Regions from separate parts of the Homo sapiens genome. Here region 1 is linked to region 2. A link is an interaction called in ENCODE POLR2A ChIA-PET data of the cell type or tissue named here. Cell type or tissue: GM12878. All regions are shown on one strand. Each heading gives the region's core, and the rest is flanking DNA. Links, peaks and the distances in the headings are about the cores only.

Region 1 (6,298 bases), core at 1,185-6,184, 120 kb before region 2:
GCTCTTTTCAGAGTCGGCAGGCAGGAAGGTTTAATTCTGCTGAAGCTGCGCCCACAGCCACCCCTTCCCCCAGGTGCTCTGTCCCAGGGAGATGGGAGTTTTATCTATAAGCCCCTGACTGGTGCTGCTGCCTTTCTTTCAGAGATGCCTGCCCAGAGAGGAGGAATCTAGAGAGGCAGTCCGGATACAGTGGCTTTGCTGAGCTGCAGTGGGCTCTGCCCAGTTCGAACTTCCCTGTGGCTTTATTTACACTGTGAGGGGAAGACCGCCTACTCAAGCCTCAGTAATGGCTGACACCCCTCCCCCCACCAACCTCCAGCATCCCAGGTCGACTTCAGACTGCTGTGCTGGCAGCGAGAATTTCAAGCCAGTGGATCTTAGCTTGCTGGGCTCCGTGGGGTTGGAATCCACTGAGCAAGACCACTTGGCTCCTTGGCTTCAGCCTCCTTTCCAGGGGAGTGTCTCTCACAGTTCTGTCTTACTGGTGTTCCAGGCATCACTGGGGTATGAAAAAAAAAACAAAACTGCAGCTAGCTTGGTGTCTGCCCAAACGGCCTCCCAGTTTTGTGCTTGAAACTCAGGGCCCTTGTGGAGTAGGCATCCGAGGGAATATCCTGGTCTGTCGGATGCAAAGACCATGGGAAAAGCATAGTATCTGGGCTGGATAGCACCATCCCTCACAGCACGGTCCCTCATGGCTTCCCTTGGCTAGGGGAGGGAGTTCCCTGACCCCTTGCGCCTCCCAGGTGAGGCGACGCCCCATCCTGCTTCTGCTGGCCCTCCATGGGCTGCACCCACTGTCTAACCAGTCCCAATGAGATGAACCGGGTACCTCAGTTGGAAATGCAGAAATCACCTGCCTTCTGCCTTGGTCTCACTGGGAGCTGCAGACCGGAGCTGTTCCTGTTCTGCCATCTTGCCTGGGAATCCAAAAACCTATTACTTCTTCCTAAGAGCTAGGCCGGCACTTCTGGTGGCTGCCTCTGTGTGTAATAAATGGTGGCGATCTGGGTTGTTTCTGTATGGATCAACCATTGTGGATTATGCCAGGCACAGATATTGAGTCTTAATGAATAATCACAAATATAGCCAATCTACTTCTATCAAAATATCTTTATTTCATTATACCAAAGAATAATAGAAAACCAATTGAAAATGTTATTTTAAACAAAGTGAGACTCATTTAGAGCATTCTTTGCTCAGGAATCACTGGGAGTGTTAGTTAAAAGCGCAGATTTCTTTACCTTAGGGGCAGAACCCTCCGAACTTAAATTTTGAACAGGAACCCAAATGAGTGCAAAAAGGTGATCGGTGACCATGGTTTAGAAGACACTGACTTAGAATAAGGGTTGCAGTGATTCTTCACCCTGGCTACATGTTAGAATCATACGGGAGCTTGAAAAAAATTATGGCCAAGCTCCCCCTCTACCAGCTGAATTGGAATTTTGGGGGATGGGACTTGGGTACCCCCTATTAATTCAGGGTTGAGGACCACTGAGGCAAATAAGCTCCTGGATACCACTTCAATACCATGTTTATTAAATGTCATTGTCACTACATTAAGAAGAGTGTGTTTTAAGAAGAGCCTTTCTTTTCTACACTTATAATGCTTCCATGTTGAACATCTCTGGGACTTGTCCTCATGAGTTTATTCCTTGCGTGTTGGAACCCTCACAAATTCTTTCCTTCAGCCTTTGATTTGCTTTCTAGCAGATAGTAAATTAGCATCTAAGTCATTCCCCCTTCCTGGCATCCACTTTCCCTTCTGGCAAGCAGAGGAGATAGGGAGAAAAAACAAAAAGACACAGTATGTCACTATTTCCAAATCAGTTCTCTGAGTTATAACTTCTCTCTATCACTCATTCTCTTTTCCAACAAGAATTCAACATTTGATTCTCACAAAATTCTGGCTTCCTGCAGTTTCCAAACCATTATACCTGTTTGACAAAATTTTGTGTTCTCTTTCCTTAAAGAGATTATCTTCTTCTGAATTATATGTGTATATGTATATAATTGTGGTAAAATATATAAACATAAATTGACCATTTAAACCATTTTTAAGTACATTGTTCAGTGGCATTAAGTACATTTACATTGTTTGCCACCATCACCACCATCTGTCTCCAGAACTTTTTCATTATCCCAAACTGAAACTCTGCACTTACTGAGTAATCTCTCCATTTCCCCAGCCTTTGGTAACCACCATTCTATTTTCTGTCTCTGTGAATTAATTGGACTATTCTAGGTACCTCATGTAAGTGGAATCATACAGTATTTGTCCTTTTGTATCTGGCTCAAGGTTCATTCATGTAGCATGTATCAGAATTTCATTAATTTTTAAGGGTAAATAGTATACTGTTGTATATAAATGTATGCCATGTTTTGTTTATACATTCATCCATCAATGAATATTTGGATTTTTCCATTTTTTGGCTCTTGTGCATAATGGTGTTATGAACAAATGAATATTTGATTTATAAATATCTGTTCAATAGATATATTTTACAGAATCATTTTATCCATGGTTTTTTCAAGCCATGAAGTGTAGTTCTTAGAGTAGAAATCTTATTCCCTTAAAATAATATTTGTGGGGTAGGGACAAATAGTATTTAATTCCTTTCTCCCTTTGTGTCATCTTTCCTTTGCTATTTTGTTTTCATTATAGAATTTTAATTCCTTCTTGCTAAATTGTTTAAGTCATTAAGTCTTCCATGTTACTCAATTCTCAGTATTCGTTTTCCTTGACCTACTAGTTGACCTTGAGATGACTGATCAATCCAACCTCTTTGGAAAACTTTCTTAATATTGACTTGCAGAATACCTGGCCATTTTGGTTTTCCTCCTATGTCACTGCCTATTCCCTCTAAGTCTCCTTTACCCATACCTCCTAATGTTCCTAATCTCTGCACATGGAAGCACCCCAGGATTCAGTTCTCACCGCTTTTCTTTATCTGATCTTTCAATACCATTTATACACTGATGACTCCCAGGTTTATATCTCTAGACTGGACCTCACTTTTGAACTTACTCTTATATCTTGCTTGGATGTATAAAGGCATCTTGAATTTTAACATGTCTAAAACTGAGCTCCTGCTCCTTTCCTCACTGCCCCCCACCATCAGACCTGCTCCTCCTAAAGTCGTCCTCTTTCAGTGAATGGCCAATCTGCTCAGACACTTTGAAGGGCTTCTCATCTCACATAGAATCAAAGACAAGTAGTTGCAGTGGCCTACATGGCTTTACACAGATGCTACTCAGTGTGCTCAAGGATCCACATCTGGCTGTGACTGTTGTATCCCAGCCATGAGGAGATCAGTATAGAAAAAGAGAGTAGAGCTTAGAAACTTTTATAGCAGTTTGACAGCATGATTTTATGTCTATTGAATCTAATAATAAGTTGGGGCTTATATTTTGTCTACATTTTTTTTGATAGTGAAAAGATATATATTTAGAATTAGCTGGGTTCATTTTAGATGATCCCAATTTTGTTGGCAATATCCAAAGCATTGTAATCAGGAGCTAATGGAATATATGCCTTCCTCTCTCCGGGCCTGATCAAGGTGTTGACCTTGGCCGCATCAGTGTCATAGAGCTTCCAGCCTGTTTGATGTGGTGCTTACTAGCTTTAATATCCACAAAGAACACAAGCATGTTGTTGTCCTGTCTTCTTCCTGGCCAACTCAGTGGTCAGGGGAACTTGATAATGGCTTGTTTCCTCACTGCCTTCAGTGAGGAAGCCTTATTTAATTGTCTGTCTCTCCCCAGAGCCTAGAAGAATACTTGGCACATAGTGGGTATACAGTAAATAATTATTAAATATTTGAAATCTGAGATGAAAGTTAATGAATGTAGGTATGGGAATTGTACAAGGGATAGGAAGTACCTTGGAGAACTTCTGTAAGCTCCAGGCATATACTCAAAGATGGGAAGAGTAGGAATCAGCATTTTCAAAAGTCATTGGGGATGCCCATTTTTTTCTGTACTGTACAGGAAGAAGGGTTTGCCTGATCTTACACCATTGTTAGAGCTTGAGCTCTGAACAAGTGAAGGTTTACTCTTTGTTCTTTTTTTTTTTTTTTTTTTTTTTTTTTTCATTTCTAGGCCATTCCCCGATTTAACCAGAAAGGAGAAGTATATAAGGCACAGATAATGAATGTGAGCTGGTCAGCTGATCACAGAGTTATTGATGGTGCTACAATGTCACGCTTCTCCAATTTGTGGAAATCCTATTTAGAAAACCCAGCTTTTATGCTACTAGATCTGAAATGAAGACTGATAAGACATTCTTGAACTTTTTGAGCTTCCAAAGAGTATGTAAACCCTAGCTGTGCCAGCACATGTTCATCTTTACAATTTATATTGTAAATGATTTGTATCGTATGATTAAGGATCTAAGGCACAATATTTGTCACTGTTCTATTAGACTTTTTACTGAAAATGAATAATGGTGTAATGGTTCTCCTGGGGCTGTCACATTTTATAGGTCAGAGTGTGACTTCTTAATATGGTGCTGATGTTTTTGTGTCAATGGCTTGAAACTGGCAAGATTAACAAAATTAGGCCGGGCATGGTGGCTCACGCCTGTAATCCCAGCACTTTGGGAGGCCCAGGTGGGCGGATCACCTGAGGTTAGAAGTTTGAGACCAGCCTGGCCAACATGGTGAAACCTGGCCTCTACTAAAAATACAAAAATTAGCCGGGTGTGGTGGTGGGTACCTATAATCCCAGCTACTTGGGAGGCTGAGGCAGGAGAATCGCTTGAACCTGGGAGGTGGAGGTTGCAGTGAGCTGAGATCGTGCTATTGCACTCCAGCCTGGGCGACAGAGCAAGACGCCATCTCAAAAACAAAAAAACAAAATTCATGTTACTAAAAGACAGGTAGCCATATACAGACAGTATATGCCCTATTTTTTTTAACTGACTCTTAATGAAACTTTAATTTTACTTAATTAAGAAATGGAATTTATATACAAAAATATTTTCCATTTCCGTTATTATGCTAATTGTTGTATGAAATAAGTGCAATTATACTTCTCTTTTGAGATATCCAAGAGTATATTCTTGCTCTGTATAGAGAATATCATCTGATAGTGTCTTATTTATATTAATTAATGTCTTTGAAAAGGGAAAAGTATAAACTGGCCTTAAAATTGTCCAATTATAGTTTTATAACCAGTCTATTAAAGGTGTTTGTTTAAAATGGATATAGTTTTAGATTTGTGGTAATGCTTTGGTATTTTCTTGGGGAAGACCTTCACCTTTGCAAACTTCCCTCATGTAAGGAAGGTACTTTAAATGTAGCAGCCACTGACATTTCTTTTTTTAAAAAAAATTTGAGAAGTCTACTTCCTTTTAACTTTTTTGGTCTTCAGCTAAAAAATAGGATAAGAAATTAAGGTCTATTCCATTCTCCATATCCTGGGTAAGAATGTAAATAAGAGGAGAAGGAAGAGTCTAATAGTAATTATGGATATAAAAAATAAGAAATTTTGTATAGAAATGAAGGTTTCATAATGATCATTTTGTTAAAGGTCTACTTTAATCAGAAATAGCAACGAGATGAATGTATCCAACATTTCAATTTGCATTCGGAAATCCATGTTGTTTCTAATATTGTCCAGTTGAAAACTGTATGCCAAAATTAGTTGTTTAAGTGAAGTTTTGTGACAGAAAAAAGGTTGTTTTAATATCTACTTGGTTTTTCTCAAAATGGAAATAATTTTAAAATCAGGAAAGAATAAATCAGCCAGGTGTGATGACTTGTAACTGTAATCCCAGTTATAGGGGAGGCTGAAGCAGGAGGATCACTTGAGGCCAGGAGTTTGAGACCAGCCTGGGCAACATAGTGAGATCCCATCTCAAAAAACATTATTTTTAAAATTAGCCTGGTGGCTCACGCCTGTAATCCCAGCACTTTGGGAGGCCGAGGTGGCCAGATCACCTGAGGTCAGGAGTTCGAGACCACCCTGGCCAACATGGTGAAACCCCATCTCTACAGTTTTGTAAAAATACAAAAAATTACCTGGGCCTGGTGGCACACGCCTGTAGTCCCAGCTACTTGGGAGGCTGAGGCAGGAGAATTGCTTGAGCCCAAGAGGTGGAGGTTACAGTGAGCAGAGATCACACCACTGCACTCCAGCCTGGGTGGCAGAGCAACACTTTGTCTCAGAAAAAAAAAAAAAAACCAAAAAGCCAAGTGTGGTGGTGTGCACCTATAGTCCCAGCTACTCAGGAAGCTGAGACAAGAGGATCAATTGAGCCCAGGAGTTCAAAGCTGTAGTGAGCTGTCATTGTGCC
Region 2 (7,968 bases), core at 1,123-6,122:
AAGCCTGCCTTTTGTATGAAAAGTTAGTTAACATACACAACTGTGATATTAGAAAAGTTTCAAAAGAGACTAGTAGTAAAGAGAAATGGTTTGTTACATATGCCATTGACAAACTAGGTACTTAAAATTTTTCATTCTCAAGTGGAAAAAAAATATGCACAGCCAATTTTCACAAGGTGGTATGTAGAAGAACACAGTCCCTTAAACTCTGGTTTTTAAGCATTTTATCCAATCTCAAATAGAATCTCACATAAAAGCTTTCATGACCAAAAACCAGTAGCCTTTAATCTAGCCAAATGAACCATACAATTTGATCATGTTGAATGAGAATTACCTGTTCAAAGTGGTGCTGAGGGCTTGTGTTTGTTCCCAAGTCTGTTCCTGTTATTGGCAGTTCTTTAAGTTCCACATGGAATATGTAGAAAATGAATCCATAGAGGGCCGGTCCCAGACCATTGCATAATCCTCGAATTCCTGTTATCATTCCTTGAACGACACCTACATTGTTTAAACAAATTATCACTTAGTAAACTACCTGGTTTTTTTTCCCTACCTTAGAACCAGTACAAATATGAAATCACTTAATCTAAAATCAAGCTTCTTATCAGACACTAGCAATTTATAGCAATGTCATTAAAAACTATTAATATTTAGAAGCTATCAGCTCTACAAAGTGTAGTAAGCTGTCCTATGCAAACATGAGCTCTGATGTACCCATATATAGGTCTCACATAGAAACAAGTGGGCAAAACTACTTTATTTCCCTAGATTACAGCCTTCAAAACATGGCTGGTTAAAAATCAGTCACAATTTCACAACTACAAATGTTAAAATTTATCTGTCCCCAAGCAAGTACTTAAGACCCCTTTTAGTCAAAAATAAAGTGGGGGGGTCAACTGGCGGGAGTGCAGTGGCGCAAACTTGGCTCACTGCAGCCTCAACTTCCTGGGCTCAAATACCTGGCTAATTTTTGTACTTTTTGTAGAGATGGGGTCTCACTTTGTTGCCTAGGGTGGTGTTGAACTCAACTCAAGTGATCCTCCTGCCTCAGCCTACCAAAGTGCTGTGATTACAGGCATTGAGCCACTGTGCCCAGCCAAAATCACACTTTTTTTTTTGAGACGGAGTTTCACTCTTGTTGCCCAGGCTGGAGTGCAGTGGCACGATCTCGGCTCACTGCAAACTCCGCTTCCAGGGTTCAAGTGATTCTCCTGCCTCAGCCTCCCGAGTAGCTGGGATTACAGGTGTGCACCACGACGCCTGGTTGATTTTTTTAGTAGAGACAGGGTTTCACCATGTTGGCCAGGCTGATCTCGAACTCCTGACCTTAGGTGATCCACCAGCCTTGGCCTCCCAAAGCACTGAGATTACAGGCATGAGCCACTGCGCCCGGCCAATAACACTGTTTTAACAGCATTTGATTTTTGTTTCTCTCTTTTGGATCTTTAATTTAAAATGCAACTTGCTTTGGCCATAGGCCTTTCCTTCCTCATTTATCAACCAAGTGACAACTGCCACTGTTTTGCAGTGCCCCTTTTATCCTTATGACTAGACAAAACATATCCTTTTCAAAGAAGTATTTGTCATCTGTTAGCATCCCAAGAATTAAATGTTCCCACCAAAAAAAAAAAAGAGAGCATATGACATTAAAGATGTTGCTGTGTTACATATCTTCAGATGACTGAAACTATATGATTTCTTTTTTTTTTTTTATTAGAGATGGGAGTCTTGCTGTGTTGCCTAAGCTAGCTTCAAACTCTTGAGCTCAAGTAATCCTCCTGCCTCAGCTTCCCAAGTGGCTGGGACAACATTCATAAAAGGTCTATGAATATATCCCACAAGGTGTCTAGCACAACACAGCAAAAACTTAATGCTTAGTTAATATTCTGTGGCCAACATTCATCAGTAAATTTTTTTGAGACAGGTCTCTCAAGGTCTCTCACTGTGTCGCCCAGGTTGGAGTTCACTGGCCTGATTTTGGCTCAGTGCAACCTCCGCCTCTGAGACTCAAGTGATCCTCCAACCTCAGCCTCCCAAGTAACTGGGACTACAAGCATGCGCCACCCTGCCCAGCTAATTTTTGCATTTTAGTGATGGGGTTTCCCCATGTTGCCCAGGCTGGTCTCCAACTCCTGAACTCAAGCAATCTGCCTGCCTCGGCCTCTCAAAGTGTTGGGATTACAGGTGTGAGCCACCATGCCCAGCCTCATCAGTAAATTTTCTATGAACAGAACAGATAAGCCACATATTCTAAGTGAGAGAAAAGGGAATATGTATCTACCTAAGGATAAATACCCTAGAATCTGCTTTTCCTGTTTATATCAAAAGCAATTTTAAAAGTCTCTACCCTGAAGATATACTTATGTTTCAGTACATAGGAGACAGAACACAGGATTAGAACATTCTGTACTTTTAAATAATTATCGCTAGTTCCTATCAACTCACCCTGTTGATCAGCATCAGCAGTTCGTGAAACAAGTGCACTGACAGCAGGAAAGGTGATGCTAGACATGGCTGCTACTGCCCCAGCAGCCCACATCATCCTATAAGGAGAGCAGCAAAACAAAAACAGTAAATTCTTCTCCACTGTACCTGAAAGTCAAACTACATAATTAAGTAATTCTTACTGTGAAATGGCTGTAGAGAAAAGGAGAACTGAACTTGCTTACTAGGTGACTATGGGCAAGTCGCTTAACAATCTGACCCTGTATACAAAGACAGCAACTTAATTCACAAGAGTGCTGTGAGGGTGTAATGTAAAATAGGGATATCATGTTCCAAACTGTAAAATGTGCTGGGTATTATTTCTACAGGCAATTGAGAGGTTATATTGAGGATAATGTATAATATAGATGACGAAACATCATCAAATATTTCCAAACACATGAAGCCAACAAGTCTTTGGCAAAGTTCTTATGGATGGATTTGTGAAGATATCGCTGATTTGATCTAATCCTTAAATTGTAAAGAACAAGTAACTTGGATGTTCCTGGCTTGATGTTTAAAAGAAATGTTTTAGGTAATTTCAATTGTGAGCACCTCTTTGCAAAGGCTAGTTTGGAGAACAAATCATCACCCTCTTGATGCTTGCTTATATCCAAGTCCAAACAGAGACGAGGCAGTCAGTTGTTTGAAATATTAGTGCAAACCATGGAGTTCAGTGCCATAATGCCTGAGCACAATAATACTATCTACGTGGGCAGCCTGACAACAAGCGTCACTACTCAAGTCCCCTGCAGGAAACCCGACTGGTCAGAAAAGCTGAGACACAGCATGAAGCTGGCACCAAAATAACTGGATTGTTTTCACTTCTGGTTTGCTATCAGTAATGATCACTGGTTATACAACTTTCTTTTTCCTGACCAGAAAAACAAAAAATGTAAATAACTTTCAGGGCCTTGTTGCTATGGGATTACATACTTTTTCCTAGTAACGGACTGATTTAGATTAAATGCTCCTTAAAGATTCAAAAGCTGTATAATCTCATTCAAAAATTCAGCCTGTCATTTAGCTATAAAAGGTCACCTTTTTAATCCTCAAGCCATTCTAGGAGAACATATAAATATACAAGTGGCAGACTTATATTAGACACATTTTGAAAGATAAAAAGCATAGTATGAGACAGATTACAGTCTACCCCTCAGTTGAGAAGCAAATAAAAACACAAGGGCTAACACCAAAATTAAAAATATTAACATTAAAATATTTATACTTACCAAGGTTCTGAACCAAAGCCATACCATGCCAACTGTAATATTTGAAATCCTAGACCCAGTAAAATGGTGTTCTTATTTCCAATTGACCTCATAAGTAAACTCAAGACTATGGTCTGAAAAAAAAAAAAAAAGATTTATCAGAATAAAGTTTTAAAAAGTGACTTCTTTCAATCTACACTATAAAAGGACTATTGGCACTTTTCTACAATTTGGCTGATTTTCAGCAATAATTGCCCTGAATATGTCTGAGATCACTAGTCCAGGTCACATAAGCAGATGAAAAGTCCCTCTGCTGACATAGATCCAGACTGAGAGTTAGAAAACTGAAAGATAAAACTTCCTATTCAGTACATTTCTACTGAGGACCACTTAAATCAGTAGTTGAAAATGGAAGGGTCAAAAGTTCTAACTAATGATTTGGAGATCCCCATTACATAATAGCCTTAAAGCTTGTTTAGGTCCAAGTTAGTCTAAAATGCTTATTTCCACAACTAAAGAAAAACTAACAGAACAATGATTACCCATATATTATTTACCTAAGTTAATCTGTTGTTGAAACCATGATGCCTTTTATAAACAGTAAATTAATAAGCTTGATTTGGGATAAATGCAGTATACTATACAGCAGACTTTAGAAAAACAGCCTGGATCATAATCTTGGCTTTGTGTGGCTCTCAGCAAGTCACTTCACTTTGAGCCTCACTTTTGTCTCTTTGCAAATGGGGATAACAGCACCTATTTCAAAACCTTGTCATGGGAATTAAATGAGATATATTTACATAAAGTTCTTAGAATTGTGCCTGGCAATAATCAGCGGTTAATAAACAATATTATCAGTGGGTGGGTTTTCTTGTGCCTCCTTTTTCTTTCAAAGTCAACAAAGTTCAGCAGTGATTTGGGAACATTAGAAAATTTTTTTTTGCTATTCTAACTAACGTTTTTAATATACTACATAAGATAGCTAGTAAGTCCATAGACAAGTAAAAATAATTCAGGAAATCACTATTTTATGATGGGCTGACACTTTAAAACTCATAAAATATAAGTTTTGAATTCTTTAAATTGAGATGGCCACTTAAGAATTTAATCACAAATATGCCAGTGAAAAGCAAATGATTCATTCAAGGATTTTTGAGCAATTAGAACTCACAGCTTTCTTGTCTAAGACTTTCACTTAAATCACGTGAGTATAAGACTGAGTTCCATGTAGAATTATATTCTTCGGCAACCAAACCAGAAAAGGAAACTTGCCCAGAGCCAGCAGTTAGCTGAGAAAAACTTCAACTGAAAGAAACATTTAGGCCAGGCACAGTGACTCATATCTGTAATCCCAGCACTTTGGGGAACTGAGATGGAAGGACTGCTTGAACCCAGGAGTTTGAGACCAGCCTGGACAACATAAAGAGACCACATCTCTACAAAAAATTGAAAAATTAGCCAGGCTGGTGGCACACACCTGTGGTCCCAGCTACTCAGGAGGCTGAGTCCAGAGGATCACTCGAGCCCAGGAGGTCGAGGCTGCAGTAAGCCATGATCACACCACTGCACTCCAGCCTGGGTGACAGAGACCATCTCAAGTCACCCATGACTTGTGGGTGGGAACTGGTGGCCAATATTATAAAAAATAATCAGAAAGATTAGAAATGATTAGGATTCTAATTAGGGTTAGAAATAATTAAAAATGATTTTATTTGTGGACTATATCAGAGACTGGCTTTCAATTAATTATGAAAAAGGAAACTGTAAGTATACCCAAAGCTCTGTGGCCTCCAACTGTCTGAGAAGAACAGGGAACTATAATGCAAAGTTGAAGAACTTCTGGGAAACTACTTTTAAGAACATCCCGGAAGGTAGCACTTTCATCTAAAAAGCTGTGATTCTTTATATGGCTCTAGGAACTCACAGAGCAGAAAACATTTGTTCTCATCATTCATTGAGATGATGATAAGCATTACAAGGAAGAAATGCTGTTAAAAAATAGATTTCACTTAATGATGAAATCCCTGGCACTTCAGCCAAGAGACAGGACAGTGAAGAAGGCTGAGCATCAACTCCCAGCTCAGTGGGAACAGGATGGCATGGGCCAGCCATGTACCCTGGAGCACGTGTTCTTTCAGGAATGCTAGTCTAAGAAAGCTGACACTTCTCAAGCAGAGATCATTAATATTACCAGAAAGTACTTATAAAATGCGGTCATCTCATAGCCCTTCAACCAACCCATCTAGCCAGTAAGTACTTATCTGCAGAAATGACTATCTTCCCCTTTGTGGAAAGCTGTTCTCAAAGAATAAATCCCAATTCAATAAAAAAGGCTTAGAATGCATTATTAGCCTCATTTCCTTTTTATAGATAAGATTAACTGGAGAATATATTTTCTTTTTCTTTTGGGTTTTTTTTTCTTTTGAGACGGAGTCTCGCTCTGTTGCCAAGGCTAGAGTGCAGTGTCACAATCTTGGCTCACTGCCACCTCTGCCTCCGGGGTTCAAGCGATTTTTCTGCCTCAGCCTCCCGAGTAGCTGGGACTCAGGTGCCCACCACCATGCCTGCTAATTTTTGTATTTTTAGTAAAGACAGGGTTCCACCATATTGGCCAGGCTGGTTTCGAACTTCTGACCTTGTGATCCAGCTGCCTCGGCCTCCCAAAGTGCTGGTATCTCAGGCGTGAGCCACCACGTGCCCAGCCTTTCTTTTTCCCCCCGAGATGGAGTTTCGCTCTTGTTGCCCAGGCTGGAGTGCTGTGGCGCAATGCTGGCTCACTGCAACCTCCACCTCCCAGGTTCAAGTGATTCTCCTGCCTCAGCCTCCCGAGTAGCTGGGATTACAGGCACGTGCCACCATGCCCAGCTAAATTTTTTTTGCATTTTTAGTAGAGATGAGGTTTCACCATGTTGGCCAGGCTGGTCTCGAACTCCTGACCTCAGGTGATTCACCCACCTTGGCCTCCCAAAGTGCTAAGGTTATAGGTGTGGGCCACCGTGCCCGGCCAAGAATATATTTTCTTAAGGCCATGAGATGAGTCATTAAAATTGGAAACAATGAGATACACCAATCCCCCTTTCCTGGGGTAACGTCCTATGTGCAGAATTACTGCAGCAGGCCCACTGCTGTGAGAACCTCCTCTTGGACTCCTTCCCCTACAGCCTATCTTGTGACCCAAAGCCCTAAAAGACACCGATACTTACAACACTGTAACTGGGAACACTGATTTTCTTCTTGAAGGCAGGAACTTTTCTCTTATTTACATTTATATCCCCAGCACCCAGTAAGTTCTTAATAAGTGTTTATGGAAAGCATGCATAATTCTAAATGTTATAATATTCTCAATAATATTAATAATAATGGAACAAAATACTTAATATATAAGTGTTCTTGAACGGAAAAAATTTTTGGTGTCCCTTAATTTAACTCTCATTTTGAAGATGACAGCACTGAGTCCCAAAGGTTAAATGACTTAAGCAAGATGGCATAGCTGATGAACAGCTAAGCTAACACTAACATCAGCTTTGGTTAGTCTGTCAACAAATATTTGCCAAATTCCTAATAAGACCAACTCTTATTCTTGGCCTGAAGACGCATGGGTGAGTAAGTCAAAGTATCCATCAACACACGGACTACCTTCTCATGGAGGAAAGATGCATATGAGCCTGCTTATTTAACAAGATATTCCAGGTTGTAGCTGCTATGAACAAAATAAAACAGGGCAGTGTGATGGAGATGCTGCTTAAACCAGGATCCAGGGAAGGCCTTTTGAAGTGAGAGCTCACTAAGGGGAGAGACCTAGTTATGCAAAGATCTGGGGAAAGAGAACACCCCAAGCAAGGCTGACAGCAAGTGCAAAGGCCCTGGACTGAAACAGAACATACTCAACCATGTGGAGAGTGGAGGAAAATGACATAATAAGGAGTCTAGATTTTATTCTGGTTGCAAAGGAAAGTGAGTTATAGGTAAGATGCGATTAAATTTCCATTTTACAAAAATTACTCTGCCAAGTGCAGAATGAACTATAGTGAGGCAAGATGGAAGCAGAGAGACCAGATGGAAGATATGGCCACGGCTCAGATTGGGTTCCTACTAATGGAGAATATCAGAAACGCTCTGATTCAAGATATATTTTGGAGAGAGAGGTGATAGGAAGTATCATTTGATGGGCTGAATGTAAGGTTAGGGAGAAAGGATTCATGAATGTCGCTAAGGCTTCTGGCCCCCAAAACCTGGCGGTGGTGAAGCCACTGAATGAGATGAGGAGCATAGG

Evidence for each region. Peaks named below come from ENCODE experiments on the same cell type or tissue, not always from the same donor. Only the 100,000 strongest peaks of a DNase experiment are listed, where the experiment ranks them.
Region 1: POLR2A ChIA-PET joins it to region 2 with 7 read pairs; 2 of 35 experiments call an interaction of 5 or more read pairs at or near these places.

Annotation. Positions count from the first base shown.
Region 1 is chr1:100,194,226-100,200,523 of GRCh38, reverse strand. DBT (dihydrolipoamide branched chain transacylase E2) reads left to right here. Exons shown (of 11, transcript NM_001918.5): 11 at 4,102-6,298. The coding sequence ends at 4,269. It also overlaps the pseudogene RPL23AP90. Among named protein-coding and RNA genes, the nearest start is that of LRRC39, 19 kb to the right of the region's middle. RefSeq lists an enhancer at 1-427. In GM12878, for the core only: no CTCF peak of the experiment used is centred there; no DNase peak of the experiment used is centred there.
Region 2 is chr1:100,073,026-100,080,993 of GRCh38, reverse strand. It overlaps SLC71A1 (solute carrier family 71 member 1), which reads right to left. Exons shown (of 12, transcript NM_033055.3): 9 at 3,717-3,829; 10 at 2,446-2,543; 11 at 335-498. Among named protein-coding and RNA genes, the nearest start is that of SLC71A1, 39 kb to the right of the region's middle. RefSeq lists enhancers at 3,113-3,262, 3,273-3,322. In GM12878, for the core only: no CTCF peak of the experiment used is centred there; DNase peaks (open chromatin) are centred at 3,283, 4,063 and 4,973; H3K4me3 peaks cover 789 bases; H3K27ac peaks cover 4,429 bases.